Regions from separate parts of the Homo sapiens genome. Here regions 1, 3 and 4 are each linked to region 2. The links are chromatin loops, found by intact Hi-C in ENCODE. Cell type or tissue: HCT116. All regions are shown on one strand. Each heading gives the region's core, and the rest is flanking DNA. Links, peaks and the distances in the headings are about the cores only.

What was found. Peaks named below come from ENCODE experiments on the same cell type or tissue, not always from the same donor. Only the 100,000 strongest peaks of a DNase experiment are listed, where the experiment ranks them.
Region 1: a loop joins it to region 2, with 3 times the contacts of the local background. A loop is called at or near these places in 5 of 110 quality-filtered maps.
Region 3: a loop joins it to region 2, with 2.1 times the contacts of the local background. A loop is called at or near these places in 5 of 110 quality-filtered maps.
Region 4: it touches region 2 in a loop (2.3-fold over the local background); 3 of 110 quality-filtered maps call a loop at or near these places.

What each region holds. Positions count from the first base shown.
Region 1 is chr4:100,904,025-100,911,691 of GRCh38, forward strand. No RefSeq gene overlaps it. Among named protein-coding and RNA genes, the nearest start is that of LINC01218, 28 kb to the left of the region's middle. In HCT116, for the core only: a CTCF peak has its summit at 3,593 (motif pointing right); DNase peaks (open chromatin) are centred at 3,659 and 3,816.
Region 2 is chr4:101,152,128-101,159,794 of GRCh38, forward strand. The region is part of intron 2 of PPP3CA (protein phosphatase 3 catalytic subunit alpha); the gene reads right to left. Among named protein-coding and RNA genes, the nearest start is that of MIR8066, 85 kb to the right of the region's middle. RefSeq lists an enhancer at 3,126-3,627. In HCT116, for the core only: no CTCF peak of the experiment used is centred there; DNase peaks (open chromatin) are centred at 3,404 and 3,926; H3K4me3 peaks cover 2,286 bases; H3K27ac peaks cover 5,000 bases.
Region 3 is chr4:101,100,135-101,107,801 of GRCh38, forward strand. All of the region lies in intron 3 of PPP3CA (protein phosphatase 3 catalytic subunit alpha), which reads right to left. Among named protein-coding and RNA genes, the nearest start is that of MIR8066, 140 kb to the right of the region's middle. In HCT116, for the core only: no CTCF peak of the experiment used is centred there; a DNase peak (open chromatin) is centred at 4,708; H3K27ac peaks cover 5,000 bases.
Region 4 is chr4:100,931,689-100,939,355 of GRCh38, forward strand. No RefSeq gene overlaps it. Among named protein-coding and RNA genes, the nearest start is that of LINC01218, 55 kb to the left of the region's middle. In HCT116, for the core only: a CTCF peak has its summit at 3,597; a DNase peak (open chromatin) is centred at 3,583.

The DNA.
Region 1 (7,667 bases), core at 1,598-6,597, 250 kb before region 2:
GAACTGGTACCACTCCTTCTGAAACTATTCCAAACAATAGAAAAAGAGGGACTCCTCCCTAACTCGTTTTATGAGGCTGCCATATCCTGATACCAAAACCTGGCAGAGACCCAAAAAAAAGGAAAATTTCCACCCAATATCTCTGATGAACATCAATACGAAAATCCTCAATAAAATACTAGCAAACCAAATCTATCAGAACATCAAAAACTTATCCACCACGATCAAGTCAGCTTCATCACTGGGATACAAGGTTGGTTCACCATATGCAAATCAGTAAACGTAATGCATCATATAAACAGAACCAATGACAAAAACCACATGATTATCTCAATAGATGCAAAAAAGGCCTTCAATAAAATTCAACACCCCATCATGCTAAAAACTCTCAAAAACCTAGGTATTGATGGAATGTATCTCAAAATAATAAGAGCTATTTATGAAAAACCCACAGCCAATATCATACTGAATGGGCAAAAACTGGAAACATTTCCTTTGTAAACCAGCACAAGACAAGGATGCCCTCTCTAGCCACTCCTATTCAACATAGTATTGGAAGTTCTGGCCAGGGCAATCAGGAAAGAGAAAGAAATAAAGGGTATTCAAATCAGAAGAGAGGAAGTCAAATTGTCTCTGCAGATTTCATGATTGTATATATAGAAAACCCCATCATCTCTCAGCCCAAAATCTACTTCAGCCGATAAGCAACTTTAGCAAAGTCTCAGGATACAAAATCGATGTGCAAAAATCACAAACATTCCTATACACCAATAATAGACAGAGAGCCAAATCATGAGTGAACTTCCATTCACAATTGCTACAAAGAGAATAAAATACCTACGAATAAAACTTACAAGAAATGTGAAGGACCTCTTCAAGGAGAACTATAAACCACTGCTCAAGGAAATAAGAGAGGACACAAACAAATGGAAAAACATTCCATGCTCATGGATAGGAAGAATGAATATTGTGAAAATGGTCATACTGCCCAAAGTAATTTACAGATTCAATGCTATCCCCATCAAGCTACCATTGAATTTCTTCACAGAATTAGAAAAAACTACTTTAAATTTCATAGGGAACCAAAAAAGAGCCAGTATAGCCAAGACAATCCTAAGCAAAAAGAAAAAAGCTGGAGGCATCATGCTACCTGACTTCAAACTACACTAGGAGGCTACAGTAACCAAAACAGCATGGTACTGGTACCAAAACAGATACATACACCAGTGGAACAGAACAGAGGCCTCAGAAATAATGCCCCGCATCTACAACCATCTGATCTTTGACAAACCTAACAAAAATGAGCAATGGTGAAAGGATTCCCTATTTAATAAATGGTGTTGGGAAAACTGGCTACTCATATGCAGAAAACTGAAACTGGACCCCTTCCTTACACCTTATACAAAAATTAACTCAAGATGGAATAAAGACTTAAAATAAGACCTAAAACCATAAAATCCCTAGAAGAAAACCTAGGCAATACCATTCACGACAAAGGCCTGGGCAAAGACTTCATGACTAAAATACCAAAAGCAATGGCAACAAAAGCCAAAATTGACAAATGGGATCTAATTAAACTAAAGAGCTTCTGCACAGCAAAAGAAACTCTCATCGGAGGCAACCTACAGAATGGGAGAAAGTGTTTGCAATCTATCCATCTGACAAAGGGTTAATATCCAGAATCTACAAAGAACTTAAACAAATTTATAAGAAAAGAACAAATGACTCCATCAAAAAGTGAGCAAAGGATATTAACAGACACTTCTCAGAAGAAGACATTTATGAGGCCAACAAACATGAAAAAAAGCTCATCATCACTGGTTATTAGAGGAGTGCAAATTAAAACCACAATGAGATACCGTCTCCCACCAGTTAGAATGGCGATCATTAAAAAGTCAGGAAACAATGGATTCTGGAGAGGATGTGGAGAAATAGGAACACTTTTACACTATTGGTGGGAGTGTAAATTAGTTCAACCATGGTGGGAGACAGTGTGGCGATTCCTCAAGGATCTAGAACCAGAAATACCATTTGCCCCAGCAATCCCATTACTGGGTATATATCCAAAGGATTATAAATCATTCTACTATAAAGACACATAGACATGTATACTTATTGCAGCACTGTTTACAATAGCAAATACTTGGAATCAACCCAAATGCCCATCAATGATAGACTGGATAAAGAAAATGTGGCACATATACACCATGGAAAACTATGCAGCCATAAAAAGATGAGTTCATGTCCTTTGCAGAGATGTGGATGAAGCTGGAAGCCATCATTCTCAGCAAACTATCACAGAAACAGAAAACCAATCACTGCGTGTTCTCACTCATAAGTGGGAGTTGAACAATGAGAACACATGGACACAGGGAGGGGAACATCACACACCGGGGCCTGTTGGAGTGGGTGGACTAGGAGAGAGATACCATTAGGAGAAATACCTAACGTAGATGATGGGTTGCCGCAAACTATCATGGCATGTGTATACCTATGCAACAAACCTGCACGTTCTGCACATGTATCCAAGAACTTAAAGTATAATAAAATAAAATAAAAATTAAGAAAAAAAGAACTGATATAAAGCAAATTAAAATTTGGTGGACTAAGATTTAAAATCTAATACTAAGGAGCATAGATGCAATTTCATCCCAATTATAATGAGAAAAAAAAGAGTTGCAGAACTTCAAGACAACTTATATTTTTTTCTTTAAAAAAGAGAAGTGTTCCAACTTTGCTTTCCATCTGTAATTTAGAGAGACTGTTGATATAATACAGATATTTAAAACAACACATTTATTTTGTCATTTATAGGTAAAGGTAACATTTTTACAATAAATGAGAAAGTAATTGTTTTATGAAAGAAAACTGAGCAATGGAAAGAACATTGAAATTGAGTATTTGAAATCATTTTCCTCATTATTTCTTTTCCTGAAAATAGTGAGTATCACATAAAAACTCCTACACTCTTAAAAAACTATTAACAGAATCTTGTTTAAAAAATAATAAAAAAATGCAACACTTCTTCCATTCACTTGCAAGAACAACTGACTTACATCAAGGAGATAGAAATTTACTAGCAGTGTTTTAAAAATCAAAATCTTGCATAATCCATGAGTAGAAGCTATTGATTTAGTAAGCACAACCAGTGCAAACCACTTGCATTTGCGTTTATGCTTTTCTCTGCAGTAACATCTTCAGCTATGAAAGCCATTTGAAACATTATTGAAATAAACTAAATAAACTAAACAAAATAGTCACTTTTTGTATTCACAATGGGTTAAACCAGGACTTTTTTAATGGCGAAGAATATTCATTCACATCACTCTCAAAATATCGTCTTTTGGCACCAATAATGAAATATATTATCTTTAAATTAATGTTTATTCCATCTTTATTTTATGTTTAAAATTCATTCCTGTATGTTTTATGGCATATATGTTAGTATTTGTACATTACATATAAATATACATATATTATAGGTGAAAGCATAAACATTTTTACTGAGAAGTCTGAAATCCAAAAAGATTGGTGATAATGTTTTATTAGTCTTTCTACATTTTCTTTCTGGATGTTCATGTTTTTGACCAGCAGGTGTCAATATCTGGAAGTGTGGCTGCATTTTGCCTCCAGCCACACTTCCAGATATTGGGGACATCTTACCTCACTCAACAGGAAAAGCATTCCGCACTCTTCCACAAGTTAAAGAAAAGACAATGAATTGACTCTGTTCACTTGGCAAAGCAAAACAAAACAAAAACAGGGAGAGCCTGTTTGCTTGGTCAAAGATAGTGACCTGGCAGTGCATTTTTGCATTCATATTTATTAACTGGGTTTTAGGAACAACAGAAGTCTTATTGAACTGCAGGAGATTGCTGAGGGAAAGGGGACACCAGAACACCATATTTTAAGGCCACCTGATTACTAAGGTGGGCTTGTGGGAGTGGAATGAGTATGTGCTATGGAGCAAGAGATACTTGGTTTGCAATCCTATTGGTAGTGACCTTGTGCAAGTTAATTAATAGCTCACTGCCTCAGGCAACTAATCTATAAAATACACATTATGATGCCCAAAGCACAAGATGACTATAAGGGTTACGGAAAGTGGTACGAAGAAAGCATCTATCATTCTGAGGTAACTTACAGACTGAATTTAGGAAAATACAAGCACCCTTAAAATAAAGGCTAACAGGATGATTTGCTGTTTCCTGCTTTGGATCAAGGGTGAGAGTTCATTCCAGAATCCAGGGCATTCTCATGCTCTCTCTTGATCTCTCTGTCTCTCTTGCTGTCTCTTTCTTTCTCTCTTATATCTATGTCTCTGTCTACACACATATATAGCTTTTCTGAGATATAACTGACATGCAATAAATCACACATACTTAAAATGTACAATCTGATGACTTTTGAATTTATGTATATACTCATGAAACCAACACAATAAAATTAATAAATACATCTGTCACTCCCCCAAATTTTCTCATGCCTATTTGTAATACTTTCTTTTCCCAGCCCCTGCCTATCACCAGGGAATCATCTATTTGCTTTCTGTCACTATAAATGATTTTGCGTTTTCTAGAATTTTACGAAAATAGAATATATAATATGAAACTTTTTTGTCTGCCTTATTTTACTCAGCATAATTGTTTTGAGATTCATGCGTGCTATTGTTCATTCCTTTTCATTGCTGAGTAGTATTCCATTATATAGACATACCATGATGTGTCCACTGACCAATTGATACTTATTTGGATTGTTACCAGATGTGGGCTATTACCAATAAAGCTGTAATGAAAATTCTTGTACAAGTTTTTGTGTGGATATATTCTTTTGCTTTGATTGGAGTAAAATGGGCAGGAGTAAAATGACTAGGTCAGATGGTAGGTATGTATTTATCTGTTAAGAAATCACAAATTGTTTTCCAAAGCAGATGTATCATTTTATATTCCCACCATCAGTGTATGAGAGTTCCAGTTGCTCAATCTCTGCCCCGCAACACTTGAAATGATCAGATATTTGAATTTTAGACACTGTCACTTTAATTTGCATTTCTGTACTAACTTTTGGTGTTAGTACATCTTTTCCTATGTTTATTTTCCATGTGTATATCTTCTTGGGTGAAGGGTCTATTCAAATCTTTTATTACTTCTTTATCAAATTGTTTGATTTCTTATTGTAAGCATTAGTGTTCTTAATGCATTCTGTATGTAAGTCCTTTATCTTATATGTAATTTGCAAATATTTTCTTGCAGTATGTGACTTGTTTTTCAACAATGTCTTTCAAAGAGTCACAGTTCTTAATTTTGATGAAGTCCAACTGATTCACTCTTTTCTTTTAAGAATTATAATTTTGGCATAGTTTCTAAGAAATCTTTGCTAAATCCAAGGTCACAGATTTTTTTTCCTATGTTTTTCGCTAGACACTTGTTAGTTTTAGAATTTACACTTCAGTGTATGACCCACGTTGGGTTAATTATTATATATTATGTGAGATATGAACTGAAGAGTTTTTGTTGGGGGAAGGAGTATGGATATCCAATTTTTCTGGCATCATTTTTTTAAAACACTAATTTTCTTCATAGAAATTCTTCTGTACCTTGTTTGAAAGTCAACTGACCATATATGTGCAAGTGTATTCCTGAATTCTCTGTATTCTGTTCAAATAACCTATTTGTCTGTATTCACATGAATAGTATATTTTCTGGATTACTGTAGCATTATTAGTCTTGGGACTCAATATTACAAGTCCTCCAACTTTGTTATTCTTAAATTTGTTAGGCTATTCTAGTCTTTTGCATTTCCATATGAATTTTAGAATCGGCCTATAGAAGAACCTTTAAAGATATTGTTTTGATATTTTGATTATGATTGCATCAATTATATAGATTGCTTTGAGACTAGAATTGACATATTGACAATATTCAGTCTTGTGATACAGGGACACAACACATCTCTCCATTTATGTAAGAATACATTCATTTCTTTTACTAATGTTTTATAGCTTTTGCGTTATAGATCTTACACATCTTTTGTTACATGCATGACTATGTACTTTATATTTTAATGCTACTATATATGACAAGTTTTAAAATTCAAATTTCTGATTTTATTGCTAGCGTACAGAAGCACAGCTGACTTTTGAACATTTATCTTTTATCTTGCAGTGATAATAAACTAATTAGTTCTAGTACCTTTTTTAAAATTCCACAGGATTTTCTATATTGACAATCATGTAGTCTTTGGATAAAGATCATTTTGTATCTTTGTATCTAATATGAATGTCCTTTTGTTTTACATGCCTTAGTGACTAGATCCTCCAACACAACATTAAATATAAACAATGAGAGCAAACATCCTTAGAAGGAAACAGCACTTTTTTTTTCCTTAATTAGGACATTAGATGTAGGTTTTTCTTAAATGCTCCTTATCAAATTGAAGAATTTTCTTTCTATTCCTAACGTGATGAGATTTTGACTTTTATCTACTGCTTTTCCTACATCTGTTGGTGTGCTTGTGTGTGTGTGTATGTGTGTGTGTGTGTGTGTTAGTGAATGGTGAGCTACAAATATTAAACTAACCTTACATTTCTAGGATAAACCCAATTTGATTATAATGTATTATCTTTTTTATATATTGTTGGATTTGATTTGCTGACATTTTGTTAAGAATTTTTGCATCCTGTGAAATATATTATTCTTTACTTTTATTGAAATGCATTTTTCTCATGTTAGTATCAGGGTAAGACTGGCTTCCTAGAGTAAGTTGGGAAATATTTCTTCCCACTCAATTTTCTAAAAGAAAATTTGCATAATTAGTATTATTTCTTCCTTAAATGTTTGGCAGATTTCATCATTGAATGCATCTTTGGCTGGAGTTTTTAATGTGAAGTTTTTTAACTTATTTTTTGAATTGTCAAGTGGAGGTAGGGCTATTTGTATTACATATTTATTCTTCAGTAAGCCTTGATGGTTTGTGTCTTTCAAGAAATTTACCCATTGCATCCAAGTTGTAGAATATATATACATACATATATATATATATATAGTTCATTTGATTTCCTATTATCCACTGAATATCTGTAAAATCTGCAATGATGTCTCCTCTCTCATTTGTGATATTGGTGATATACGTATTCTTATTTTTTCCTGATTAGTCTGACTGAGGTTTATCTTTTTTTAAAGCTTCTCAAAACATCAGCTTTTGATTCCATTAATTTTCTCTCTTGTTTTACTATTTACTATTTTATTCATTTCAATCCTAATTATTATTATTTACTTTCTTCTGCCTACTTTGGGTTCCATTTGATTTTCTCTTACTATTTTCTTAAGATAGAAGGTTATTTAAGAACTTTATTTTTCACATAGACATTTTGTTCCATAAATTTTCGCTAAGTAATACTGCATTGCAAATATATTGACATGCCCTGTTTTTTTATTTTTTTCCTCCATTAAAATGCTCCGATTTCCTTTTTGATTTATTTTTTGACCCATAATTTACCTAAAATTGTTTTATTTAGTTTTCAGATATTTTGAGATTTTTCAGATATTTTTCTATTATCGATTTCATGTCAATTCCATTTTGGTCAGAGAACATACTTTGTATGACTTGAATCCTTTAGAGTTTATTGAGACTTATTTTACGCCCAAATATAATCTATCCTGGTAAAT
Region 2 (7,667 bases), core at 1,238-6,237:
AATTTCTTTCTAAATATCCACAATTTAGTATTAAAGATGTTTTTAATTTATTCTTCCAGTTAAAAAGCACTGACTGGATAGATTAATGATTAGATAGACATAAAAATGCACTTTTAATATTTGGAAAATCATATAGTACTTTGATCTAGGTTGAGATGTATTAACATAAATCCTTATGAAACTTGATAAGAAATAGGTAAGAGTAATTGAGAATAACTAGCAGAAGTGTTTGTAAGTAAAATAATACATCTATAATGCTTTTGGATATTTGAAAAAGATTTTTCTTTTTATGAGTTACCTCTAAAAGCTGTCAGTACACCCTGTCCAAATGATCACATTCTAATGTAGTAGGTGCTGAATAAAGACATTTTACTTTGTAAGATCATGTAATGTCATAGGCTACTAACAAAGTAAGAAAATTGGCAGTTGTAAGACCAGATTTTGGACAGAAAATAATATAAAATGCAATAACATAACTTGAGTAAATTTTACTAGAAACAGATTTCTCTATCATGCCATTAAGTCCTTGTACAACTCTTTCTCCTTATCAACCAATCAACCAGTCAATCTGCAAATATTTAAGATAACCTACCATGGGGCAAGCACAGTATGACACAATGAAGAAAGAGGCAGAGAAACAGTCCTTGCAAGAAATAAACATATATTCTAGAAAGATCACAGATAACATAGGCCACTGAATGTGTGATTAAAAGTAAATCTAAGTGTACTAGTCTCACTAAAAAAAAGAAAAGGAAAAAAAACGCGAAAGCATTAGATGGTATACTTCTGTCGATAAAGATTTCCCATAGGAGTGACATTTAATTTGAGACCCAAAGGGTGAGTAAGGTTTATCTGGGTCAAAGGGGAGCTTAACAAATTCCATTAAATGTTAGGTATCTAGTAAATCTAGAGTCTGGAGATTAAGGGGAAAGGACCAAGAGAAGGCTGGAGAAGAAAGCAGAAAGCAGAAAGCAGTCCTCTGAGCATTCGGGGTGAAGTGGTAGGACGGTAAAGTGTTTGGATTCTATCCAAAGGGCAAAGAGATGCTATTAAAGGGTTTTGTGTAGGGACAGTGGACTGACTTGTATGTGCAGAAACTCTGTGTGTGGGTCTGAATGAGGCAGGCATTATTTTAAAGAAAAGAATTCAGGCTTTTCTCAACATGGAACCTAAAGAAAGCATGACATTATACCAAATAAACATCCCTTAACAATAGAACTTGCTAAGTTCAACTATCAGCAAAAAATAAATTACTATGTTTATTTCATCTTTCTTAATAACATTCATTTCAACAGTACACATATAGTTCAAGATTTCTGAAGATACTATATACTACTGGCAAAGTAGAATTGTATAAACACTTGGTACATGGAATATAAAATTATTGTCATCACCTCACATTTGTTTGTTTAGCTGCTAAAAGATCTTTGAACAAAGAATCACGTCAACAAAGAGGGTGTCAAAATATCAACAAAAAGAGATCTTGTCAGAGCTTAATTAGGGCTTCCAATTAGAAAACCAAACTAAGAATCCTATTAGCACTCAAGTAGGTATTCTCCTTGCTTAGGAAAAAACAAACAGCTCCCACAGGTTATCTACCTAGCAAAAAGGAATTTTATGAAGACCTCTTCCTAGTGGGATTAAGTCAACAAAGACAAGCAGCATGAAAATCTCAGAACCACATTAAGAGAACCACTGTGTGCTCAGGCATACTTCCTGCAATGTTACCAAGTTACTATCACAGTTCATTTTTAATACAATACATTTGGTTGTACAGGATGTGGATTCTACAGAAAAAAAAAAGCACAATACATTTGGACATATGCATGGCCTTCTCTGCTGCTCTCTGGTAAAAGTTATTAAATAAAGCCCATGGCCACTTTTAAAAGAAAAAAATTTCCAAGTCAAAAGGAGTAAATATGCTACTTAACAATAGAACCAACTCAGTTTTTTATGAAGTACCACATTTGCTTGTATATGTCATCCTTATGAACACTGCTTGCCTGCCTTCTTGTTTTCAAGAAGAAAATAGTTCTATCCTCCACTCTAAATTACTTCTTGGCCAGAATGCTTCAAAAACTGTGAATGGTCCTGTTAGCTAATTAAAACAAGTTTACCACCATGAAATATTTGCTGTTCTCCCAAAAGTCAGGTATTCTACCAGTGAATAAAAAAGAGAAACATTTTCAAACCCAAAGTAACATATCAAGTAACAGAATTCTGACTAGTAAATTTATAAACAGTATCAAAATTTAAAATTAGTTCCAACAATTAAAGAGCACGTGATTTACTCTGTACAAGAATTTGGAAATGGTTCTTTTCCCAGATTGGTGGAAAGGGTGGGATAAAGAAAAAAATCTAAAGCTATGCTATGGGGCAATAAAAGTGTTCCAACACATCTAAAAATTACCTGGCCTTCCAGAAGTAATATTTAAATTCCAACATTTTGTCACAGAGATAATAGAGAGTCACTGGATTTTAGAAATTGCTGCTTAGACTCTACCCAGTGTAATCATTATGACTCTAATTATGATTGAGTTTCTTCACCTCAATAACAGGTTCTCCAACTACTCAAGTACTTCCATTTTATGAATTTCAAATATGCACTGAATTACATTTGTTCTGCCTGGCATGGAATTTAGCAAATGTAAATCTGCTTCAGAACACATTCACTCCCAGAATTTTTTTTTTTTTTTTTTTTTTTTTTGTGATGGAGTCTCACTCTGTCACCCAAGCTGGAGTGCAGTGGTGCAATCTCGGCTCACTGCAACCTCCACCTCCTGGGTTCAAGCGATTCTCCTACCTCAGCCTTCAGAGTAGCTGGGACTACAGGTGCCTGCCACCACACCCAGCTAATTTTTGTATTTTTAGTAGAGACGGGGTTTCACCATGTTGGCCAGGATGTTCTCAATTTCTTGACCTCATGATCTGCCCGCCTCGGCCTCCCAAAGTGCTGGGATTACGGGCGTGAGCCAACGCGCCCAGCCATATAAAAAATATTTTAAGATTTCACTGGACTTGGTATGTTAAAACATACAAACAAACAAAAAAACTACCTTAATCTCAAGGCAGAGGACAAAATCTCATTCTTTCCTTTTGACGTGTCCAGTAGCTAGCACAGTGCTTGACACCAGGTATATACTCAATAAATGGTTGAGGAATTGAATGCATAATAAAAGAGTAGATGAATGCATGAATTAATGAAAACAGATTCGCATTATGTAGAGCACCTTTATCAAACCCCTTTTCCCCTGAAGAGGTAAGGTAGGCATTCTTTCTGCATCTGAGGCCTTGGATTGGCTTCAAGAAAGATGAAAGTTCCTTCCTGCAAGTGCTGTTCATCCACCTTTCTTTCTCATGGGACAGAGGCAAGCACTCCAAGATCAGAAAGCAGTATGACTCAGAGGGTAGCTAGCCTTTAAACTGAATCTTTGTTAAGCCAGGAGAGACAGTTCCTTTCTCCTAGGAACAGATCCATTTGGCCCCAGGCTTCTGAGAAAAGGGATAATTATATGACTAACATAAGGAATTGTTAAGCTTAAAAGATTCCTTTTTGTTTTAAGTTCCCACTTTGGGAAGCACATAACTACTTCAGTGCACTAACTACATGCCTCATTACTACTTAAGGGTATATTAGATTAATTTTTATTTTAACTTGAAATAATTTTATTCTCAAAGCAGGAAATATCTTTTAACTCGAAATGTGTTGAAGTAAATGGTGAACGAGTATCAAATTCATCAGAAAATATCTACAATAATATGAATACGAATAACAAAGGCAGCAGCTAATATTCATTGAGCTCTTATCATGTGCTGTGTATTGTTTTTATCCTCACAACCACCCTACAAGGTAGACAGGGACCCTTACATGCATTTAGAGATACGGAAACTATGCCTATGGTCAAGAGCTAGTAAAAGTCAGAGTGGGGTTTCACACCCAGACAGTCTGATTCCTAGTACCTGCTCTATGATTCAATTATGCTTTTCATATGAAAACAGGAAATCTACTTTACTAAATCAAGAAGTACCAAAGGTAAGCAATTCAGGAATGACTTGAATAGTTCTTTTCAGTGAGTCAATCCCTCACTCTGTAACAGAGGGTGCTTCCACATCTCAACTCAGGGGGCCTTTACAACCACACCAGTCCCCATGTGAAGCCCAGAAGGCATAAAGAGAGACACAAGAGAGATTAAAGAAACAGAATAAGATTTGAAAGCTATTCTAAAACAAAAATCAGAATAAAGCACAGCAATAGAAAAAGGCATATTCCAGGCCAGGCAAAGTGGCTCCCGCCTGTAATCCCAGCACTTTGGGAGGCTGAGGCCGGCAGATCACCTGAAGTCGGGAGTTCGAGACCAGCCTGACCAACATGGAGAAACCCCGTCTCTACTAAAAATACAAAATTAGCTGGGTGTGGTGACACATGCTTGTAATCCCAGCTACTCGGGAGACTGAGGCAGGAGAATCGCTTGAACCCAGGAGGTGGAGGTTGTGATCGTGCCATTGCACTCCAGCCTGGGCAACAAGAGCGAAACTGTGTCTCAAAAAAAAAAGAAAGAAAGAAAGAAAGAGAAAGCCATACTCCAGGGACAAAGAACAAAGCAATTTGGCTAGATTTGAAAGGTTTATGAAGGAGAACAGGAGATAGGTATGGGCCAAACTGTGGGTGGCCTGAAACCAGTTTCATGAAGTCCTTTAAATCGATTTCTAAAACTGATGGTGAGTCACTACATGTTTTTAAACAGGAAATGAGGAGTGCAAAACGTTATTTTAGCAAAATTAATCTAGCAGAGTTTTAAAAATGAATTAGAAGAGAAAGAGACAAACTACAGACAAAATAGGCAGGAAATACCACGTTCCCTTAGCAATCACAGATTAACATTCATAATTTCAAGTTTTCCCAAGTGATCTCCAAATGTTCCCATTTCTAATTTTTCTAAGGCACAGAGTTATGAGGTCGGTTTGTGAAAGCAATTCACTAGCCAGCACTATGCTCCTGCTTCTCAGGGAAGTATGGTTTGTCTGTGGTTGTTTTTCCCCCTAGGCCAGGGTCCTATTCTCACTTAGTAAGTGATGAAAAATGTTTCTGTATGCAAAGTACCTCCAGGTAAACTGCAACTGCAGGTGTAGAAATAAACAATGAATTATTGGATAGTAATGACAGTAGTGATTTAATTGTGAAAGTTCCACACATTAATTCCTTGGTAATATCAAGATATTTTATACTTTCACCTTCCAGGCATTTGTGTCAAGAAGAAGACAATAGAAATAGGAAAAAGAGAAAGCTGACACAAAAGACATTGAAATGAAAAGTAGGACTTAGTGGCTGACTAGAGAAAGGGGACGAGGAAAAGAAGAAATGAAGACAGTCTCTAAAGTTTCAAGCCTGGGAGACAGGGAGGATGGCAGTGCCTTGAGTAGGCTAAAGAAATCCTAGAGGTAACCTAGTACAAGGAAAATGAGACTGGTGTCTGTGTGCGCTGAATCAAAGTTCTTAAAGGCTGATGATGCAAGTGAACTCCTGTCTGGCAGAAGAGAATTGACTTAGATAATTTTGATGTTCTTTGAAACCCATCAAGAGAATGTAAAGTTTGTTCAATGCTTTTTTTCTTCTGCTCTTTTAAAGCTGCAAGACTGAGGTACTCTAATTCCCTGATTTTTTAAAATCAGAATTGTACGGTTCTGCCTTTTATTTCAGAAAATGCTTTATGAATCATCCTAAACGGTTCCTTAGGAGGCAAAAAAAAAAAAAAAAAAAAAAACCTCTCAGTCTTCATGACCAGTTTCAAAATAGTTCTATTTTTAATTCATGTCTAAAAGCTACAAGTATTTAAACTTTAGTACATTTAAATAATGAAAATAATGATGTCATATTGATATACATCCTAATTAACACAGAGAAAGGCTACTGATAAAATAACTTTACTATGTTAATGTTTTGTCTTTGTTTTGCACGAGAAGCTTTCAGAAAGACAAATATTCTGTGAAATAATTAAAACTAGATTTATACCAAGAAGATGAAAAGAAAGAAGAAAAACCCACCAGAAACCCGAGAATTCAGAGAGAATTATTCACAATGACAAAGAGTCATCATCTCAGAGTCCCCTGGCCTGCTCCTGGTGCATCACCAGCCTCATCTGTATTCCCCACGGGAAGCAGCAGCAGCTCCAGGGAAGATCAGCAGCGAAGAAAGAATGTGTTATGCAAAAATAGTTATTTCAGACAGATCACAAATGGAAGCCTGGTGGGCAGAGAAAAGTTGAAGCAGTGTGCAACAAGAACATTTTAAAAGGCAGTACTTAAGAAGGGAGCAACTGTTTTTCCTTTTTAATTTTTTGTTGTTGAGGTTCAAATGAAGATGAGTTAAGGGGGCTCTCCTTTCAGTTTCCACGTTTAGGACTTTGGGCCTCGGTATCATATTATAATTAAATGTCAGATGAGAAATCATGAGAGTAGTTAAAACTAGGTGCCACACGGCAGGTCTAGGTTTTTGGGGCCTCAGTGACCTCAACTGTGGCCTCTACTGTGATTGCCTATCACTGGTGCCCATAAATAATATCTGAATGAGTCAGTCAATTGTTGTTTGGTATCTGGTTATTCAATACCCAAATTAGTGAATCCTATGAATAAGTTGCAGTTTACCAAACATAGTAAAAGCTTTGTTATTCAAATATTTGATGCAATGGCAAATAATAGTTAAAGCATTTTAATCAGCTAAAAGTTAATTCATATCTCAGTAACATTTATTAAGTACTTTTAACCAATATCATCCATTTTATTTAATCTTCACAGTAGTGACGATACTCCATTTTATGAATGAAGATAACTAAGGCTCAAAAATTATTAAGAAACTTAAACCAAGATAATAGTAGTTGACTTAGCTTCCTCTGGGGGTTTGGCTAATTTAATCCTCACAGTTCCCTAAGAAAGGTACTATTATTACCTCCATTATGCAGACGAGGAAACTGAGGCTCAGCGAGTTTTAGGTAAGTGGCCAAAATTCTTAAGGTAGCAAGTTATACAGTCAGCCAAGATGTGAACCAATCCTGGCAGTCTGGCCGCAGGGCCCAAGAAGAGCTCGTTAGGTGGTAGAAAGTTGGAACTGGAAAAGAAGTAGATTCTAAAAAAACAGTGATTCAGAGGCCAGTGCTATTCCTGCAGGCCACGCTGCTCTAACTAGGTACTCACCAGTTTTTTCCCTCTATCTCTTATCTCCTTACCCCATACCTGCCCACTGACCCACCTCCCCAGCCCCTCATTCCCTACCCCAGGATAAGAACAGTGCCAGCCTCTGATTTAATCTGGGTTTACATTATCTAAGGGGAAGAGACCAGGGATTTTACAGTAACCCAACACTTCCACCCAAAAGAAACAGGTTTAGACTGTGACAGATTTTTTACCAGAAGTTTTGTCACTTGAGTGAACTAGACTGGCCTTCTTTCTGGTGTCAAAAGAAAGACAGCTTTATTAATGGTTAATAATGATCTAAATGAACAGCTGTATTTTTATTAAGTAAAACTGATTCAGAAATCCTCATAATGCCCCTAGTCTTAAAATTATTCCCATCCTATGTGCTATATTGTCACTACTTTAAAAATTCACAGAATATAGTCTTATAACAGGATTGCAAAATACCAGAAATAAATCTTTCAAAAATATACATTTAT
Region 3 (7,667 bases), core at 1,618-6,617, 52 kb before region 2:
TTCAATTTAATTAAATAGATACATAAATCAAAAACTTCAGATTTATATACCAAAGACACTGACAGAAAAGACAAGATGTTGGGAGAGAAGAAGGCAGGGAGCTAGAGATGGGGAAAAGTAATAGAAAATACAGACGCAGTTCAAGTTAGGCTGAGCTTGTCAATGCTTTGCCTCCTCATTTTGTTGTACATTATCTTTCCAATTTTTCCATTTCTGTTACCTGATTTTTAAAAATAATTAGCTTTACAAAGAGAAGTGACCTTATTTTACTTATTAATCATTAATCATATTGTACTAAAAGCTACAGGATACATTTGATATACCTTAAAATTCTCAACTTAGTTTCTTGGGCATTGCAGTCTGTAAAAATGATGGTCAATTATGCATTCACCAACTTGGGGATACATCTACATTTGACACAGCCTTCCTGGAATGAGCATTAAGTCAACTGGAATATTCAAGTATTAACATCAGTAATTTGTTATCGTCAACTGACATTTGTTAAGAATCCATAGGGAACAGAAAATCAGGCTTTGAAAAACAAGTATGCCCTTTTATCCTCGTAAAACCTGTATTCCCAAAGTGAAGCTAAGAAGATATAAAAACTACAAAAATATTGAGACAAGTCTAATTCTGGTTACTAAAATCTGAAATCAAAATCAATGAGATTTATACATTAATAATTGGCTTTCCAATACAGTAGATATCCTGGATAATATCTATAGGGAAAAGCTGCTGACAATTTATTTGTAGTACTACTTGTAAAGAGTAATCATCTCTCTTAGCTTATATGATAATTTATGAAATGAGTGAGAACTAATTATGTTTGACTATACAGCCCAAGTTTTGGAGAAAATACTAATTATCAGAACAAATGTTTATTATTTTGTTGTTCAAGCAAGATATTATCTCTAGGTAATTATGATTGAAATAAACAATAGGTTGACATTAAATTATATATGTTACTTTAAGTTTCTAATTACCACTTTCTGATTATAGTTATTAGCTAAAGTTCATGTGACTAATGATATTAATATGTCTGAAAAGTTGACCAAATGGCCTGTACAAGCGATCCTTAAAGCATCATGATCTGTTGATGTATGTAACGTTTCCTGTTACCTCAGTGAGTAGTCCGGTAGCTTAATGAGTCTCTGCTACAGATCGGGTTTTATAGCTGTACTTACATGTTTCAATAAAAAGAGTTTGTATTACTCAAGCTTGTCTCACATTTCAGGGAAGATATTCATAAACTATTATTAATGTCAATGGGAGGACTGTCCCCAATTTAAAATGTCTAAGGCTATACCTTAATCTGAAAGTAATATATGTATTTTTCCAAATTGGTCGTTAATTTAGGATGTCTAGTTTGGAATATGAATGGATATGAAAACTCCTTTAAAAATACATTTGCATGTTGAAATTGCTATTTTGAATATATTTCATTTATATGCTGGGGGAGAGAATACATGTTCTGAAGGCACTTAGGCTACTTTTTTAAAGTTTTTTTTTTCTTTAAGAGAGGTATAATATATCCAGTGAAACGTCCATAACTCAAATCACAGATTAATTAATTTTTACACAAATCCCATGAAACCACTACCCAGATCCAGTTACATTTCAGCATTCAGATGGCTCCTTTCAGCCTCCTCCTAGTCAATATTCTTTTGGAAATGTCATTATAATTCTGACTTCTTTAGATTAGTTTTGCCTGTAACAATTTGTTTTAAGGCAAAGTTCTACCTCTCCAATTAAAATCTAAACTGGAACTTTGTAACCCCACTCAAATACCACTAGAGGAATCACATTCTAGGACCCACATTTTCTTTTTTTGCTATCTGTTAAAGACCTTTTTCTGACATTAGCATGTGGCTTTATCCCGTCCAGTCTTAATTACCATAGTTCTTTCATAACTGAAACCTCAAAGCGGGATATATAAATGCACGATGCTAAATATTTCTATCCTATATATTTACACCTTTTAAATGATGCAACATACATGTAATATCCCTGATTATTTAATGGATGTAAAGTACCTAGTATATGACAGGAGTTGAGGAAATATTAGTTCCTTTTCTGTAAATGAAGAAGGAAAGAAAGGAGGGAGGGAGGCAGAGAAAGGAAGGAAGGAAGGAAGGGAGGGAGGAAGGGAGGGAGAGAGGGAGGGGAGAGAAGCAGGGAGACAGAATGAGAAATAGAAGGCAGAGAGAGAGAGACAGAGAGAGAGAGAGAATATAACTCAATTTCTAAATTCTTGGCTCAAAATACCCTAAAAATAAGTCTTCTTTTCACATTTTATTTCCTTCTTCCCTGTAACAAGAATAAAATATCTTCCCAAACATTGACTAAAACCACAAAGGCAGCCAATATGGAAGAAGTGGCATGGTAAATGAAAGGGCAAGGGTGGACTGGAGGTGGAGCCCTGCCAGCATTCTCCCTCAACATCTGGTGGGAGAGAGCTGCCAAGTACAACACTGTCTTGCCGGCAACTATTTTACCATCTAAAGCTCTAACATTCTGAAGAACTGAAGATCTTCAGCAAATCATAACCTGATAGTTTTTTAAAAAAGGGAAGTCTCTTGTAAAAAAAAATCACAATCAATGAAAGCAGTGAAATACAATTAGTTAATTGTTTATTTTTGTCTATGTGGTATCAGATGGCTAACTTGAATCAAATTTTCAGTGAATTAATTGGTTAAGGTAGAAACAAAGGGCTGTGTTACACTGGCCTTTTCTGCATGGTGAGATGTAAATGAGGTGCGCTAATCACTTCAACTGGACCGCTATTGTCTTTCTATTCTGACTCTTAATTAAACAAATATTTACACTTTAAGGTTAGTTTAGGTTACTCAATATGAAAGATGGAGCATCCTCTATTTTTAAAATTAATTTTTGCCACAGACATAGCTTTCTCCTGTTTAATTTTCTCCTATCTTCCCCAATGAAGCAGCACTAAGAATATAATTTTCTTCGTTAATTGGTTCACTGATAATAATAGTGCAATAATTTACTTTGTAATTTATGCTTTTAATGATAAGTAGTCTTGAAAATTGCATAGAGAAGTAAAGAAGGATGTAAAAGAGGAAGCAAGGAAGTAAAAAAGAAAATGGACAGCTTTAGGTACATATTAATCAGCTCTTTAAAGTAACTACTCGTACTGTGAAACATTCCAATCAAAAGTGCTGCCTCTCGATCATCAAACTAAGTAAAGGATTTGCATCAGTTGGGAAAAGATCCAAACTCCTGAAATATCAAATGTAGCTCCTCTAAGACATCACTTGCCTGGTCTGACAAGCATGTAGACAGGCAGCAGTGGAAGAGCAATGCACTATATAGACGACTGGCTACAGGGAGACAGCCAGGCAATTTCTTCTTCATGTCTGTGGCATTACTCTGTCACCTAACATCTCTTGTTGTGCCACTTGCTTGTTATTCTCAGGCAGAAGCATGGAACATTGTCTGGTTTGCTGTGGTTCATTCTGGTCTACGAATTCACAGCTAATAAACACAACACCTCTTCACACTTAAACTTGTTGAGGCCTGGAGTTGAGATCTGGATCTAAGTTGAGAAGCCAGCTCAAGGCAGTGTAGTGCAAAACGGCTAGAAAGGGAGTTTGAGGAAGTGAATAGAAGGAAACAGCTGTGCATGCCTCTGTTTGCAATTCTAAGTTTTTCCTTGTGTTCTCAGAGAAACACACTCAGCCACAGACCTATATATACACATATGCTTGATCAAAGAGATTAGGTACTGTAATGCAATCATCGGCAAGAGCAGTATTTGGTGTAAGACAAATTATTACTCAAAACAAAATTACCTCTTTCATCACTACTCAAAAGCTTGCTTGTCTTATTTGGGCTAACTTTGTGGGAAATGATTTCTAATTTTGGCAAAAGGAGAAGACTGGGGTGGGGGTAATGCATAAAATGAGCTCTGTGTACTGCCCAGAGCACATTACCTAGTGCTTATAAATATACCCAGCAGAGACTGTTTGAAATCTGAAATTATCCTTCAAAGCTGACTTGGTAAAAATTAAACTGAAGTGCTCCCCTTTGCCCAGAGGATAGCCAAAGGAGAATACCTGCAGTGGAGCCCTGAATTATTGAGATGAATTGAGATCCTTTTGAAGCCTGTTAGGATAATACACGCTGGAAAACTGAGCTCTTATTTTAGGATTTTTCTTAAAACAACAGTATCATACTCACAGAGAACATTTTATATCTAATGCTTTGATCTTCAGATTATATAGATAGGGAGAAGGCTGTGTGTACGTTTGTTCATGCATGGGTGAATATAATAGTGTGTACCAGTTTCTGCATTACTGATTTTTTTTTTTCGTGGTGCTTTGTGGTACATGTAATGAATATACTATGGCAAAGGCCTGGGGTTAGTGGAAGAACACAGGCTTTGAATCCCAGCACTGCCATTTACCACGTGTGACCCCCGAGCCTCAGTTACTGCACTCATAAAAGGAACGTATTTACATGTTCCTTGCAAAACTGTCAAGAATAAATGAGGTCATTCAAACTATTGAAACAACAGCATTTACAACATGCTAACAATGTCAGTTTCCTTAATCCACAATAAAAAATCCTTAAAGTATTTTCAGTAGGTACATTTTATATAAATGTCCATGCTATTTTACATACGATATCAATGAGCCATTCCAAAGCCTCTCAAAGGTCACAGTCTAATCAAAATGGAACATTTCACATATGAGTCATTTTGTCATTTTTGTATGTATGTGGCAAGTCCCTGGGTTGTAGTCTCAGACTCTTGAAGTTTAATTAAAGAGCTGTTTTTGAAGATGAGGACTCCAATACATGCATCTTAGAACTTTTAAATGCCCCATAATTCCTACACTTCATATGTCACCAACATCCAGTTTGATCCTTTGCTTGAATTTCAAAAGGAGCATACTAAACAAAACATAGCAAATTTCATAGTTCAAATATCTAGATTAATTGTAGACTTTAAAAAAATCTGCTGAGGAACAAATTAGTAAACTGCTTCTTGACGTCTTTTTTTCTTTTTTTTCCTTTTTTTTTTTTTCTTTAAGATGGAGTCTTGCTCTGTTGCTAGGCTGGAGTGCAGTGGCATGATCTCGGCTCACTGCAACCTCCGCCTCCTGGGTTCAAGCGATTCTCCTGCCTCAGCCTCCGGAGTAGCTGGGACTACAGGCGCATGCCACCATGCCCAGCTAACTTTTGTATTTTTAGTAAAGATGGAGTTTCACCATGTTGGCCAGGATGGTCTGGATCTCTTGACCTCGTGATCTGTTTGCCTCAGACTCCCAAAGTGCTGAGATTACAGGTTGAGCCACCACACCCAGCAACATCTTTACTTAAAAAAAAAAAAGAATTCTAAAATGCTCTAATTAGAAAAAGTTTAGAAAATTTCAGGTGGTTTGAGGACAGAGATTCAGAAGCCTGCACTCTTCAAGAAAAAAAACAAAAAACAAACAAAAAAAGGTAAATAAAGAACAATAAGATTAAAGAATATTATCCAAAGATGGAGTTGGTGGCACAAAGAAGGAAAAGTCCAACTATGCCAGCTGTTACTCAAGCCACACATGATGTAGTATCGTACTTTATTATAAAATTAATAAGCAAGTGTTGTGACCTTTGATTACCTTTAGAAAGATAGGAAGTTGTGAAAAGTCACAAATGTTATAATAAAAAAAAATTTCCAACGCAGCACAACATCATTTGACTGACAAAAATAATCACTCCAACATGATAGTCTTGGGATTTCCTCACTTAGAATGCAAGCTTCAAGGAAAGTAGGATGCCTATTTCATTCATCCTGAAAAACTTTATTAGGAGTGCTACAAATGTTAAATGAATAAGATGAATTTAAGAGTTACTAAAATAATTTTTAAAATATTCACTTAGATTCTACATAACCCAGGCCAGAATACAGGTTTGCACACTTTGTAATCTGAGCACTTTGGGAGGTCAGGGTGGGAGAATTGCTGGAGCTAAAGAGATGGAGACCAGCCTGGGCAACTTCGTAAGACCCTGTGTCTACTAAAAATAAAAATTAACTGGGCATGGTGGTGTGTGCCTGTAGTCCCAGCTACTTGGGAGGCTAAGGCGGGAGGATCACTTGAGACAGGCAGATTGAAGCTGCAGTGAGCTATGACTGTGCCACTGCAGAGAATGAAGCCACAGTGAGCTATGACTGTGCTACTGCATTGTAGCCTGGGTGACAGAGGGAGACCCTGTCTCATTTAAAAGAGAGAAAAGAAAGAAAGAAAGAAAGAAAGAAAGAAAGAAAGAAAGAAAGAAAGAAAGAAAGAAAGAAAGAAAGAAAGAAAGAAAGAGAAAAGAAAAGAAAAGAAAAGAAAAGAAAAGAAAAGAAAAGAAAAGAAAGAAAGAAAGAAAAAGAAAGAAAACATTCTATATAACCCTAATTCAAGGAGAAGAGCAGAAATCCTTGTCCTCCCATTGCTGTTTATTGCCTACCACAGTCTTCCTTAATCCTGGCCACATACGAAATCACCTATGGCCATATCAGCAAACTGTGGCTCAAGGGATACAAGTTGAAGGAATTGGGCCATTTCTGGGAAACATCCTTAAACAAGAAGATATACCCTTCTCTTTCTCCCTTTCCTCCTTGTTGAATATTATGTGGAGAAATGATGGTTGAAACTGATGTAGCCATCTTGGGTTACTAGTTTGTCTGTGGAATGAAGCCATGAAAATCAGAGCAAGAAAGCAGATGGAGCCTAGGCCCTGGCACCACGCTGTGCCACATCAGTCTTGGATTGCTGTCTGTGGGCTTTTACACACAGAAAAATATCTATCTTGTCCAAACCACCATTATGTAGGGGTTTTGTTTTGTTGTTGTTAATCCTGGCAGACACCAGTCCTAATGTGATATAAAGGTCTTACAAAATTAGTACTCAATTGCTTTTCCATCAGTTAAGCTGGTCAGGCTGGCCCCAAGAACAAAAAAACAAGGTTAGCAGAGTTCACTAATTTCTTCCTCTGTACTTTTGCTCACTTTAATTTCCTTCCTAGCTAAAACTTACTTGTTCTTTGATTCAGTCTTCCCAAAACATGTGTGCTCTCAATATTCTTTCACTTTTCTCTAATCCAATCACACTTACTATTTTGTATCTCCTTTATCACAAGGTTTTAATAATCCATTTAAATTACTGACCTCTGGATAATCACATATTCCAGGCTTCTGATTCTAAACAGATTTTTATGGTTCTGTTTTGCAACGTAGATTTAGGTTTCTAGAGAGCAAGAATGTATGTTACATTTCTTTAAATTCCTCACAGTCCTATTCATGGTGCATATACATTTTATATGCTTGACCATACTTGTTTATCAAATGGAGGAAATACCAAGAATTTAACTTCTCTTTTGGGATTTATATACCATCACCACTCCTTCTTCCCTCATCATCACCAGGAATAATTAAGAAATCTGTGATCTTTAAATGCAGACGGTATTATTATGTTGGCGGAAATACATATATGTCTACATAAACTTTTCTGTGTCTGCGTGTAGTCAGTGACTAAAGGTGAATTAAATAACCGAAAAATAAAACTGATATAATTGTATAAACAAAAGCTGTTTAAGGATGACATGCTTTTCAACCTTAAATATCCCTTTAGCAAATAAAACACTGAAATAAAAATTTTGAAATATAGAATGTT
Region 4 (7,667 bases), core at 1,308-6,307, 220 kb before region 2:
CATGGTGAAACCTGTCTCTACTAAAAATACGAAAATTAGCTGGGCATGGTGGCACACGCCTGTAGTCCCAGCTACTCAGAAAGCTGAGGCAGGAGAACTGCTTGAACCCGGGAGGCGGAGATTGCAGTGAGCTGAGATTGCGCCACTGCACTCCAGCCTGGGCAACAGAGCAAAACTCCATCTCAGAAAACAAACAAACAAACAAACAAACAGACAAACTGTATTTCATAAAGAAATATGTCTTGGGGAAAAGCTGAAAGCATCCCCTTGAATGCCAGCACAAGACAAGGAGATTGCAGTGAGCCAAGATTGCGCCACTGCACTCCAGCCTGGCGACAGAGCAAGACTCTGTCTAAAAAAAAAAGAAAAAGAAAAAGAAAAAGAAAAAAGCAAGTATTATTCCTTACTTAAAAAAAAAATCAAGCTCAGGATAGGAACGGAAATGTTGCTGGTTAGCCTAAATACAGTAATCATTACATAAATGTTAAAGAAATGAGAAGTAAACATGTTAATTGTTAATTCACTTCATCTGTTTTATGTTATTCCACAGCCTTGTCTGTGTTATTTGCTTCTCTCCATGAAATGTACTGTCATCTCAATTCATGTTGAGGACAGATCTAATGTTCTAAAGTTGCATTTCACCTCAAGGCAAAGCAGGCAGGATTTTGGTGGGATCAAACATGCTGCAAGGGACCTGGAACAGGATTCAGCCTGTGAAGTAAGGCATATAAAGGGGCATGGGAGAGGAGTGAAGAAAGTCAATTCAGTTTAGGCACTCAGAAAAGCCCAGCACAACTAATACAATACAGCAGATGCTCAGAAAGAAAATTTTAAAAAGTAGCTCCAATAAGTCAAATGTCAAATCTGAAAATATAGCAAATTCAGGAGCAAGTAACATTCTAGAAGCAGAGAGGCAGCATCAGGAAGCCTGTCAGCAGATGGAAAGTTTCTTCCAGTGGGGGATGCACTATCTAAATAAGGCAAAGCAAAATTAAAGCATGACCCAAATCACAGGTACCAGGCAGGCTACTGATACTCAAGCACATGGACAGAAACAAGGATCCACCTTCAACAATGAGAGTATAAAGGAAGCATTGAAGATATAGAATAAGGCAGCTATAAAAACTAGAGTAGAAGGCACTGGAACTGAACATACAACAGAAAGATTATACTGCCTTTAAGGAACCTGTCAGACAACAGAAACTACTAGCTAATAAGATAAAGTTCTTTAACCTCTCCAAGCCTGTGTTTCTTTGTCTACAGCACGAGAAAAATTATTCTTTCCTCATGCTACTTCTAAGATATATTGTTAAGTAACAAAGAAATCACATATAAACACACACACACACACACAGTCACACACAGGATCTTAAAGGAATCACATCCCACAATTATGAATGGTAACAATGAGGAAAAGAGTAGGAGGGGAACTTTCAGTTTCATTATAAACAATTCTGTTTGTTTAAATATTTCACAGTGTGCATGCATTAATATATTACTTTTCAGAGAAAATAATTTTTTAAATATCGAAAGATAATCATGAGGTTTCAACAAAATACCATTTGTTTCTAAAGTGTGTAACTCAGGGACATAGTTAGACTCGACAAATGATGGTGTTGTCATTTGTCACTGTTGTTGCTGTTGTTAGAGAAGGAAAGGCAAACATCCACAGAATTCATAAGAACACAGCAAAAGGAAACTAAAAGCACAGTTAGAAACATAAACAAGGTATAATTAAACACAAGTGTTGAGACGACTTTGAAGTGACTGACAAGCAGGATGGAGTACACCTGGGAAGGTTCCATGATGATGAAGCAGATTAAACAAAATCCTGAGGATGGGAAGAGATGCAGTTAGTTAGCAAGGCTTGGCATGAGAATTATAAAAATGGATTGGAAGAGCTAGAGATCTAATGATGCCAACATATCTAAGTCTATTTTCAGTTTCAGATCATCAGAGCTTTTCTCTTTTGTGATCAAAAGATCAAGCAGGCAATGAGAGATCATCCACAGGCCCTCCGGGAGAAAGGCGCAAGGAAGGGAGAGAAATGTGGTTGTATTTGCAGAGATTGGTCAGCTAGCTTTTTCCTGTGTCAGCATAATGAAATTCTCAGGCAATCTGTGCCTCAGGAATACACATTCTGTCAAGGAATCTACACAGGAAGCATTCACTGTCTCGTGCTGGGTATGTTTCTCAATGCACTGAGCTTTCTCTTGGCCAACAGCAGCATAGTCATTGCGAACTCATTCCAGCAGACTGCCCAGCACTCTTTGTAGCCATACTTTAACTTTGTCTACTTCAATATAGAAACTCCCATCAAGTGCTCCTGTATGCCTAGGGATAGAGATGAGAAGAAAGGTAGCAAATACCTGTGGGAGTAGGGCTTCTGCACACTCAGTCTCAGGTTATGCAAATTAAAACTATCATCACAACCTTGTGAAGCAAGAAAACATCAATATCAGAATATTCGACTGAGGCTGGGCAGAGACATGCTGCAGAGGAACTCCATGGGAAGGGCATTTGTATGGACCAAGCAGTGATCTACAGAGAAACCGAAGGCATGAAAGGGAGTCCAAATAGGACTTGGTGGAGAATAGAAGGTAATTTAGGATTTGCTGTAATAGTTCAGTAGTTCTATAACATTACATCCTAATCAGCAGATGTCAGTTCAGAACTTCTCCAATCAGCTCTCTTAAGCCTAAAGCTAAGGAACAAATCACGAGCCCTGCAATAGTCTTCTCGGGCTGCCATAACAAAATACCATAGACTGGACGGCTTAAACAACAGACATTTACTTTCTTACTTTTCCGGAAGTTGAAAGTCCAAGATCAAGGTGATGGCAAGATGGGATTCATCCTGAAGCCTCTTTTCTTGGCTTGTAAGCAGCTGCCATCTCACTGGGTGCTCTCTGGCCTTTCCTTAGTGTGTGTGTACAGAGAGAGAAAGCTCTCTGCTGTCTCTTCTTATAAAACACTAATCCTGTCAGAGCAGAGCCTCACCTTTATGCATTTAACCTCAAATCGCTTCTTTAGTTGTAGAGTTGGAGGTCCTATCTCCAAATATGCCATACTAGGGGTTAGGGCTTCATTCAATATATGAATTTTGTGGGGACACAAACATTTCCATTCATAACAGTCCTTTAACTAGAATGAGCTGTCTCAAGAACTTGTAAGTAATATTTGAGAATGCCTACAAGAAACTTAGAACTATTAGTATAATATGCAATATTTTAAATAATAAAATGATAAGGCTTTAACCAATAGAAAATCATGGAAGAGAAAACAGACCATCCAGGTTGGCCCATTTTCTCTACAAAAAAAGAATTGGCAAGGTAGAGATTGGATAATAGTTCCTATGAAACAAAGGCAGCAGGAGTGTCAAGTCTTGGAAGTAAGAACTTTGAGGGAAAAAATCCAGAGAAGTGAAGTCAATAAGCTGAGAGAAGGCTGTGTAATGCATAATATTATTCCATCCCATACTCCTACACACAAGATCATAAGTCTGCTTGGATTTCTTATGAAGCACAGTGAAGAGGCTAAGCTGGCAACTGTTTACAACCTGGGTGATATTACCCACACAGCAGCTAGAGGGCATTTGGAAATGTGTGGCAATGTTTTCGATTGTCATGATAACTCCAGAGCACCATTTACATGCTTTATGTCCACAATGCAAGGGACAGTCCCATAGATTGAAGAAGGTTCATCCAAACACCAATAGATTTAGTCACCTTTACCTAAGTCTCTGAGAGTATGTAAGGCCCTAGGTTGCAATATTTTGCTATGTATTTATTTTTTCATTCATCATTTGATCATACATACACTTAACATTTATTAAACTTCTACTAAGAATAGAAAAGCAGAGATGAGCCAACATGAGTAAGACATGGAATCTGCCCTCAAACAATTCATAATCTGTAGAGGCAGGTATATGCATAACTAAATACAATACTTTATGATATATTTGGTAGTAGTTGTATAAGTAGAGCAATAAGCCAGTAATTAATTCAAACCAGGAGAGTAGAGAGGGGAGAGCATCAGAGAAAATATATTTGAGCTGAGATGGAAAGGATAATTAGAATACCGTCAAGTTACAACTTTAGAAGTAAAGGAGAAAGCCATTCCAGTAGAAGGAACAATGAGAAGCAAGGCACAGAAGTGTGAGAGTATATGACATCTGTGTGTTACATAACATTGGATACAAAAAATAATTAGTAGTTGAGTCGGGCACAGTGGCTCACACCTGTAATCTCAGCACTTTGGAAGCCTGAGGCAGGTGGATCACCATAGGTCAGGAGTCCGAGACCAGCCTGGCCAAGATGGCAAAATTCTGTCTCTACTAAAAATACAAAAATTACCTCGGCGTGGTGGCACATGTCCAGCTACTAGGGAGGCTGAGGCAGGAGAATCTCTTGAACCTGGGAGGTGGAGGTTGCAGTGAGCCGAGATCATGCCACTGCACTCCAGCCTGGGAGACAGAGCGAGACTCCGTCTCAAAAAAAAAAAAAAAAAAAAATGGTAGTTGAAATTGGAAAGGCAGGTTGAGACCAGATTTTGAAATAGTTGCAAGCCATTCCAAGAAGCTTGGATTTCAGTCTGTGCAAAATGGAGACCTATCAAAGGATTTGATGAAGGGATTTGACATAGCTATGAATTTAAGGGAAGGGAATAAAAGACTTGTTGAGAAGCATTGCACTAGTGCACAGGACAGAAGATGAAAACATTGGTAAAGGATAAAGAGAAGAAACAAATAGGTATTTCAGAGGTAGAAATAACATATTCCCTGTACTTTGGGAAAGTTCATTAAAAAATGGTTGTGGTGGGTTTTCTAGGTTTCTGTGACAACAGTTAAAAGTAAAATTTGGTGATTCAAACATCTCCAATATTGGCGTTACTCTTGAATATGTATAAGTCTAAGTGGGATAAAACAACAGAAGGCAATTTATTTTGACAGAAACTCCATGGTCATGCATTTATTATGAATAAGCTCATGTTTATGTTGTTAGCTTCGAATTCACCCATTTCCCTGAGGGACTACTTGGGTCAAATCAGCTGCTGTGTTCCTAAAATACCAATGAATGTTGTTGATAAAGTGTCTCTCAAAGTAAGGAGTTTCCACCACAGGGTGTTTCTCTCCCAATCTGGCTGTCAGCTGAATTATTATGTTTTTCTCCAACCTTCAGGACATAGCCCATCTGTTCAATAATGCTTTCGCCTGAACAATATGGATGGAATGAATGACAAGGGGAAAAGCCAGCAATATGCTGCAATTGCTGTTTTAATCTTTACAGTGCTTAAGTATGTGGGTCTCATGTTCCTTCCAATCTTAACTCATAGAGTAGAATATCAATCTTTGCCAGAAAGAAAATGGCCTTGCATTTCCTTCTTTCAGTGAGTCACTATTTACTTGAAGATTTGGAAAAGGTAATTAGATGGGGCTCTAGCGTTGGCTCTGTTTTACTAACTTCCAAGAATGCTGACCAGATTCTTAAAATATACTCAGTTCATTAGAGATCCCCTTTGGGGATCAGCTAATTCAGCATGTCGCTTCTAGGCAAGAGATTTCCAGGCTGGTTGGATTATGGCTTCTGGCAACCAGTACTGTTGGCAGCAGTAAGGTTTGTTCCCCTGTTTCTGTTTTGATTCCCTGTTGTTTCTGAATTTTGGGGAAGGAAGTTAGTGGGAGTCAAGCATACTTGGTATTTTATTATACAATTTCCATATAATCTTACTCTGTGTAGTTATTTAACTAATACTCATGAAGGAAGAAAATAAACATGTAAGACACAAATCAACTGCAGCTATGTAGGTACATTTAGTGTCTGAACTGACAGCACAGTGGTTCAAACTCAAAACTTTCCGTTAATTAAAAGGCACAATAATTATATTAATGTCTTATTGTGTGATTCTAGATTTCACACCTATGATTTTAGCTCTGTCTGAAAGTGTCTCTCTTACCCACCCAAGTAACTCACACAGATTAAACATCCAGAGCCCTGAAATACTTATCTAGTCCAGGGTTACAAGACAGTAAGTGATTTTTACAATTATTTATTGAGAACTTGCTATGTGCTAGACATTGTGTTAAGTGCTATAAATGTAGTAACTCATGTAATCCCTGCGCAGCTTGGTGAGAAAGCTATTATTATTACTGTTTTTCAAATGAGCTACAGATGCAAAGACTGGAGAAACATTTTTCCAAAGGAACAAAGCTAGTAGTTAGGATAACTGAGATTTGAACGCAGTCTCTCTTACTCCAGCATCTGTGCTCTTAAACACCAAGCAATATTTTGTTGTTGTTGTTCTTGTTGTTTAACAAACATAGGTACATACACATAGAAAGTCAAAAAACATTGTGTTAAATTTTTTTCAGTAGTAGCATTTTACATGGTTTTTGTGTTTTTAAAATTTTTTATTTGGAATAACTTTAAACTTGCAGAAAAGTTACCAAAAGATGACAGACTTATCACATATCCCTCTCTATGCTTTCCCTATCTTATATAACTTTAGTACAATTTCAAAACCAAAAAATTAATAATGGGGCATACTATTAGCTAAACTACAGACATTATTCATCTTTTACCAGTTTTTTTTACTAATTTGTGTTCACTTTCTTATTTTAGGATACAAAAGATTTTCTAGGATCTTATCATATTTTCCTTAACCCGGCCTTGGAATCAACCATTTCTCCAGAGACCTGAATAATCAGAAACCACAGGGAAATTAGGTATGATCATTGCTACTGGACTCTTGTTTCCTCTAGGCCGTCTCTGTGGACAGAGTTAGAAAATATGTGCATCAGGAAGAAGATGGCGGATAGAAGGCAGAAGTAGCTTGCAACTCCTGCTCAAATACACCGATCAATGTGTAGAGACTCACATCATGAACTTTTGCTCCAAGAACTACTGCAGGAACATGCCAGGAAAGCCGAGAATCCACAGACCCTTTGAAGGAGCTGATCACCCCTGCAGTCTCCCTGAGACACTGAAAAACTGAGTCTGCCTGCTTTCTCAATGGGGATGCTCATGATCTGGGGCAAGTTCTCAACCCTGGTCACTGGCTGCCTGGGAATAGACTCAGTGCTGTTCGGAGGGCACGGTGGGAGTGAGACCAGCCTTTTGGACTGCAGGCTGTGTGGAAGCAGGTGAGGCCTGTGACTGACAGCTTTCCCCCACTTCCCTGGGGACCTGTATGACTCAGCAGAGGCAGCTATAATTCCCCTGGGAATATAATTTCATTGGATTAGGAACCACAACCCCATCCCCCACAGCAGCTGCAGCAAGCCCCACCCAAGGAGAGTCTGAGCTCAGATATGCCTGTCTTTGCCCCCACCTGGTGAACTTTCTCTACCCCCTTAGCAGCCAAAGACAAAGGTCATAATCTCCTGGGAGTTCTAAGGCCCTGCCCACTGCCTGAAAAACCTGTATACTTAACCAGGTGTCCCTAGGGCAAGTTTGAATTCTCCCTATAGGACCACAACTGATGCACTCTTGAAAGTGCCACTTCCTGCCTGGAGGCCAACCAACACACAACTAGTGCACTAAACAAAAATACAACCAGGGACCCTCACAGAGTCCACTTCACCCGCCTGCTACCTCCACCGGAGCAGGTGCTGGTATCCACGGCTCCAAGACCTGGATCCTCATCTCTCACCCTATATAAAAATCAACT